2 separate regions of the Homo sapiens genome follow, and region 1 is linked to region 2. The links are chromatin contacts, found by Hi-C or POLR2A ChIA-PET in ENCODE. All regions are on one chromosome and are shown on one strand. Each heading gives the region's core, a stretch centred on a gene start or an enhancer-like site at or near the end of the contact. The rest is flanking DNA. Distances are from core to core; before and after follow the strand shown. Region 1 overlaps SYNPO (synaptopodin). Region 2 has its middle 13 kb from the start of RPS14.

What was found. A loop is a pair of places that touch in the nucleus more often than their neighbours do. ChIA-PET counts read pairs that join two places held with the same protein, here RNA polymerase II (POLR2A). Pooled maps may share reads with other maps.
Region 1: a pooled map shows a loop between it and region 2 (4-fold over the local background). The contact joins two enhancer-like sites. A Hi-C loop is called at or near these places in 2 of 168 maps with a recorded cell type or tissue (B cell and naive thymus-derived CD4-positive, alpha-beta T cell), 1 of 37 single-sample maps with no recorded cell type and 8 of 50 pooled maps. POLR2A ChIA-PET finds 5 or more read pairs at or near these places in 6 of 52 experiments (H1, HepG2, K562 and 3 more).

The regions. Positions count from the first base shown.
Region 1 is chr5:150,655,554-150,658,828 of GRCh38, reverse strand. It overlaps SYNPO (synaptopodin), which reads right to left. Exons shown (of 3, transcript NM_007286.6): 3 at 1-2,425. The coding sequence ends at 1,742. Among named protein-coding and RNA genes, the nearest start is that of MYOZ3, 4.1 kb to the left of the region's middle. RefSeq lists silencers at 2,028-2,087, 2,228-2,447. Within about 2 kb of position 1,973, at least 19 of the 41 ENCODE cell types and tissues checked have a DNase peak (open chromatin) inside an H3K27ac peak, as active enhancers do.
Region 2 is chr5:150,434,962-150,437,849 of GRCh38, reverse strand. No RefSeq gene overlaps it. Among named protein-coding and RNA genes, the nearest start is that of RPS14, 13 kb to the left of the region's middle. RefSeq lists a silencer at 258-458. Within about 2 kb of position 1,614, at least 2 of the 41 ENCODE cell types and tissues checked have a DNase peak (open chromatin) inside an H3K27ac peak, as active enhancers do.

The sequences.
Region 1 (3,275 bases), core at 724-3,223, 220 kb before region 2:
CCTGAGGCCCAAGGAGCCCTCTAAGGTCACTCTTTCATTCCAAAGCACCCTGTCCCAACCCTATCTTCCATACTGACCTTAACTCCCTCCAGCCTCACTTGGGGGTTCCAGATCTAACATCACCCCGGTAAGTCCCAAACCCAAACTGTCCCTCACCTTTAGCAACATCCTGGTATCCTTTCACCTACATACGTTTGATCCTCAGCCAATTCCATACCCCCAGCTGATCCTGAAGCTAATATTCTGAACCTCTAGAAGGCTCTACCAGCCAACTCTGGAAACTACAGAACTCAGCCATATTCCTCCCTGAGTCCCCCCTGGGGACCTGAATCACAGCCACCAAGGTTTAGGGAACCAGTGAGGGCCTGCAGCCAGGCTCCCCCAGGTCACTGGGCACCAGGCACTAGCTAGGTCAGAGTGCACTGGGGAAGGGATGGGGCAGGATAATGTCTACTTTTCTGGGCACGATATGGACACTGGGACTGAGGTCTGACACTGAAGAAGGGGACATTTCCAAGGGGACCAGAAATACAGGCAGACCCTAACTTAACACCCTGCTCACGTACCCAAGCTCATCGGCCCCTAAATTCAAGCCCAACTAGCCCACCACCACCACCCACCCCCGACTTCCTAATATCATGGAATGCATTTCAAGACTGGAAGAGCCCTCAGGGGTCATCTGAGCCAATCCTGTCCCCTGCTAGAATCTCCTCTATGCATCCTGGCCATGCTTTTCATATTTCCCGTAACAAGTAACTCTTTGTCTCTCTCTTTCCCAATAAGCAACCCCAAACTGAGGGCAATCAGGTAAAGTCACATGGTAGCTCTGTATCTCTTCTCTCCCCAGTTCAGCTTTGAGCCCAGAACCTGCCATGAATGGGCCCAGAAGGAACAGATGAGCTGGAGGCCCAAGTCCTGGGCCTAAGGGAAATCACTGCCTTATAATTCTCTTATGGCTGCAGATAAGATGTCCTGGACAGTCTGAACTGGGATGGAGAAAGTAGCATGACAGGGACCCGGGGAGAATTTTCCTGCCTCTTCCCTCCAGAGGGGATAGTGGGACACCTTGAGCTGGCCTGGGAGACCTCTCTAAAGGTCATTGTGATAAAAATAGAGCTTGTCTGGGAAGGGATGGAAAACAGCTGCTCCTGCCTGGGACTTGGTGCCAGGGAGCCGGATGGTCAGGCCAGTGCCTGGACATGCGACACAGGCCTAGGACCTTCTGAACACACCCCGCTTGCCAGACTCCAGACAGCAGAGCCAGGAGGGGAGGGACGAGTATGGAACCCTGAAGGTAGCAAGTCCAGGGGTCCATATACACACTGCCCCGCCTCATCCAAGGCACTAACTAGTGTGTGTGTGTGTGTGTGTGTGTGTGTGTGTGTGTGTGTGTGTGAGAGAGAGAGAGAGAGAAAGAGAGAGTGTGTGTGCATCGGTGTGTGTACTGATGGGAAGGGGAATTTTGACGTTTGTGGATTGCCTTGGCCAAAGCCACCATTAAACAGATGGGAAAGCTGAGGGTCAAACAAGGAAGGGTCTTACCCAGGGTCACACAACAGCTGAATGAGAGCAAGGGCTAGAACTCAAGCTTGCGTCCCTAACCCATCCCCAACCCCAGAGCTCTCCTCTGCTGACCCCTCATCTCTGGGGCTGCCCAAAGAGGCCAGACCCTTTGGGTCCCCCAGGTCTAATGAGCCTTCTTCTGGCTCTGCCCTCCCGGGGTGGGGTCGGGGGTGGGGCTCTAGGTGGTGCAGGAGGCCTCGGCGGGGAGGCTGCCACGCTTGAGCCGAAGGCTGCCATTCCACCCGCGGGGACAGATATTGTAGCCCAGGATGCCTGGAGACTTAGCCCCGGAGTCCTCGGAGTCGAGGGACACGTCGGAGTCCGTGGGCGAGCGGCGGTAGAGGAAGGGCCTGGGAGGCGCGGGCAGCGGGCTCCGGGGACTGGTGCAGGACGAAGGACCGGCGGGCAACGGGCTCCGCGGGATGGGCGCGAAGGCTGCCCCCGGCACAGCAGCCGAGCCGGGGCGGGCGGGCTGTGGCGAGCGCATGCGCGGGGGCGGGGGCGGGGGCGGGGGCGGGGGCGGTGGCGCCCTCGGCGGGGAGAAGGGCCGCGGGTTCTCGGCGCCCGCCGACCGCGGGGAGGCGCTCTTGCGCCGGGCCGCATTGATGATGTTTCGCGCCAGAAGCGCCTGCAGCTGGCGGCTGGGGGGCCGCGCCTCGGTCTCAGGTCGCAGCGGGGACACCGAGCGCTCGCTCCACGAGGGAGACATGGGCGGTGGCGGCGGCAGCGGCGGGGGGCTGCTCATGCTGCTCCCGCGACCTGGCTCCCACGGGCCCGGGCTCACCCAGCCGTCTAGGCTGCTGGGGGGCCGGGACGCGCCCGGCGTCCAGGGTGGGGAGGTGGGCAGGCTCTCCCGGCGGTCCTGGGGAGAGAGCAGAGAGGGTGGGGCAGGCATTAGTGCTGAGGTCTTCCACACCGGGCTTTAGGAAGGGACGGAGTCCGATTTGTCCATTACACCGAGAAGGGAAGCCACCGATCCAAGTCAGGTAGTGCCTGCAATAAAACGCAGGCGCCCAAACTCTCAGCCCGGAACGCCTGAAGAGTCCCCGCTGTCTTGTGTCTGCCTCCGTGTTAAGAAGACTCGCTTTGGAGAGAGCCGCCTTAACTTACTAACTGAGCTTGGGCAAGTTACTTCACCCCTCTGGGCTTCAGTTTCTGCTTCTGTAAAATGGGGTGTGATAACAGTACTTAACCTTATAGGGTTGTTGTGAGGGTTAAATGAGATAACTGATGGAAAAGAACATTACATATATCGGCACATTCCTTGGAAGAAAGTGCTCAATAGATGTTGATTACCATAAAGAAATACCAGAAGGGCTTGGCGCGGTGGCCCGCGCCTGTAGTCCCAGCACTTTGGGAGGCCGAGGCGGGTGGATCACCTGAGGTCAGGAGTTCGAGACCAGCCTGGCCAACATGCAGAAACCCTGTCTCTACTAAAAATACAAAAATTAGTGGCACGGTGGCGCGTGCCTGTAGTCCCAGCTACTGCGGGGGCTGAGGCAGGAGGATCGCTTGAACCTCAGAGGCGGAGGTTGCAGTGAGCCGACATCGTGCCACCGCACTCCAGCCTGGGCAACACAGCGAGACTCTGTCTCAATTTAAAAAAAATACTAGAAGGATATACATGAAACTAACCAAAATGGTCACCTGTTAGGAAATGGGGTGAGAACAGGAACAGGGCACACAGTCTGAGGCACTGGGAGCTGCTCTGT
Region 2 (2,888 bases), core at 365-2,864:
TCTTCTATTGGAAATAGGAATCTCAATTTTTAGCTGCGTGTATGGCTGATCAGAATGAAGATGACATTTTATGGAGGATGGTCTGAGCAATATTAAAATAGAAAAAAAAGAAGAAACATAGAATTAAGAGAAACAAGGAATAAACAGTACAGTTTCCAGCCCCCTCCCAGGCAGCTAAGTGTCACTCACACAACTAAGTTGTGGCCAGTGAGAAGTAAGCAGAGTCATGAATGCAGTCTACAGTCTACAGGGAGAGTCTTGAAGAGGAGATGGCATGACCTTCTTCTCTTTCCTCTAGATACTCACTTTTAGATCTCTGCTGGAAACTGTCGCCTTATCAGACAAACTTCCCTGACATCACAGATCCATTAGCATCCCTCACCTCTGCCCATCATTCTCAAGCTATTTATCCATGTATGCGGCCAAATGTGTAGATCTTAGCCCAACTTGGTATTAACATCTATATCACCAAGTCAGTGGTTCTCAAACAAGTATGCATCAGATTCAGATTGCTGGGCTCCCACCCCGAGTTTCTGATTCAGTAGATCTGGGATGGAGGCCTGAATATCTGCCTGCCTGCCTGCCTGCCTGCCTGCCTGCCTTCCCTTCCTCCCTGCCTTCTTCCTTCTTTTCTTTCTTTCCTTTCTTTCTCTTTTCTTTCTTTCTTTTTCTTTCTTTCTTTCCTTTTTCTTTTTCTTTCCTTCTTTCTTTCTCCTTCCTTCCTTCCCTCCCTGCCTGCCTCTTTCCTTCCCTCCCTCCTTCCTTCCTTTCTTTTCTTTCTTTTTCTTTCTTTCTTTCTTTCTTTCTTTCTTTCTTTCTTTCTTTCTTTCTTTCTTTTTTCTCTTTCTTTCTTTCTTTCTCTTCCTTCCTTCCTTCCTTCCTTCCTTCCTTCCTTCCTTCCTTCCTTCCATCTTTCTTTCTTTTTCTTTATTTAGAGGTGGGGTCTTGCTATGTTGCCCTCACTGGTCTTGAACTCCAGGGCTCAATTGATTACCCAACCCAGCCTCCAAAATGCCGGGATTATAGGCATGAGCCACCGCACCCGGTCTGAAGATTTGTATTTCTAAGTTCCCAAGTAGTGCTGATGTTGATGGTTCAGAGACCACATTTTGAGAACCACTGGGCTTGGTGACTACTGGACTTTTCCGTTCAGGTCACTGCTGTCCCAGCACCTGAGACAATGCGTACCTGGTATCATATAAATATTTATGACTCATATTACAAGTATTACCTCATTCAGTCGCTTTGAGGTAAGTACTGTTATTATCAAAATTTAACATGTGAGGAAACTGAGGGTCAGAGAGGTTAAGTGACTCGTCCAGGGGCACACAGCTGGAAAGGGGCAGGAGCAAGGATTCAAACTTACATACGCTTGTCTATAACCACAGACCGTGCCCTTAATCGCCACACTCTTTCACTTCTAGCAGGCTGGGGCTCAGTGCAATCAGGCTACCAAGGAAGTCGAGGAGGAGGAGGACCCGCCCTGTCTCAGCATCTCTTCAGAGGGCTGGGAAGTACACGGTAGCAGAGTCCTGCCCCTGAAGGGAGCCCCGTTGCCGTGGGAGCTTACATCAGTCATATATAGGTGGCCACCAGGTGGCAGCATTGTTCTGACAGGAAGCCGCGTGCTGCCTTGCTGTCTTAGTTCTGATCTGGGTTCTGCCACCCCTGGTTCAGTGGCCCTCAGCCTATCCATTTCTTATGTGCCTCCGTTTCCTCATCTTTACAAAAAGGAGATTGCATCTCTGTGATCTCTGAAGAGCCCTTGCACCTCAGATGCCATGTAAAAGAGAAAGGTGCAGCCAGTGGAATTCAAATGCTCCCAAACCAAACCAGATCTCCTCCCCCCCACTGAAAACAACAATAAAACCCACTAGAATTAGCACCAAAGAAATATGATGCAAGCCACAGAAGTGAGCCACAGGTGTAATTTCAAATTTTCCAGTAGCCACACTGATAAAGTATCACAAAATGACATTAATTTTAATAATATATTTCATGTAACCCAATATGTTCAAAATATTTTCATTCCAACATATAATCAATATAAAAATTATTAAGATGTTTTACTTTTTTTGTGTGAAGTTTGAGATCCATTGTACTTTTTTTTTTTGAGACGGAGTCTCTCTGTCACTCAGGCTGGAGTGCAGTGGCACAATCTTGTCTCACTGCAACCTCTACCTCCCGGGTTCAAGCAATTCTCCTGTCTCAGCCTCCCAAGTAGCTGGGATTACAGGCACCCACCACCACACCTGGCTAATTTTTGTATTTTTAGTAGAGACAGGGTTTCACCATGTTGGTCAGGCTGGTCTTGAACTCCTGAACTCAGGTGATCCACCCGCCTCAGCCTCTCAAAGTGCTGGGATTACAGGCCTGAGCCACTGAGCCCGGCTGGTCCCTTATATATTTCCACTTATAGCACACTTCCATTTGGACTAGCCACATTTCAAGGGCTCAACCACCATGTGTAGCTAGTGGCTGCCATGTTAGACAGCACAGCCTTAGATATTAATGCCAAACATTTATTGAGGTAGGTACTATGCCGAGTGTTTTACATGCATTCTCTTTTTTTTTTTTTTTTTTTCCGAGACAGAGTTTCGCTCTGTCACCCAGGCTGGAGTGCAATGGCACTATCTTGGTTCACTGCAACCTTCGCCTCCCGGGTTCAAGCGAGATTCTCCCCTTCAGCCTCCCGAGTAGCGAGGAGTACAGGCACCTGCTATCATGCTGGCTAGTTTTTTGCATTTTTAGTAGAGACGGGGTTTCACCATATTGGCCAGGCTGGTCTCGAACTCCTGACCTCATGATCCACCTGCCTCGGCCTCCCAAAGTGCTGGGATTACAGGTGTGAGCCACTGCGCCTGGCTGCATTCTCTTAATCAATCTTC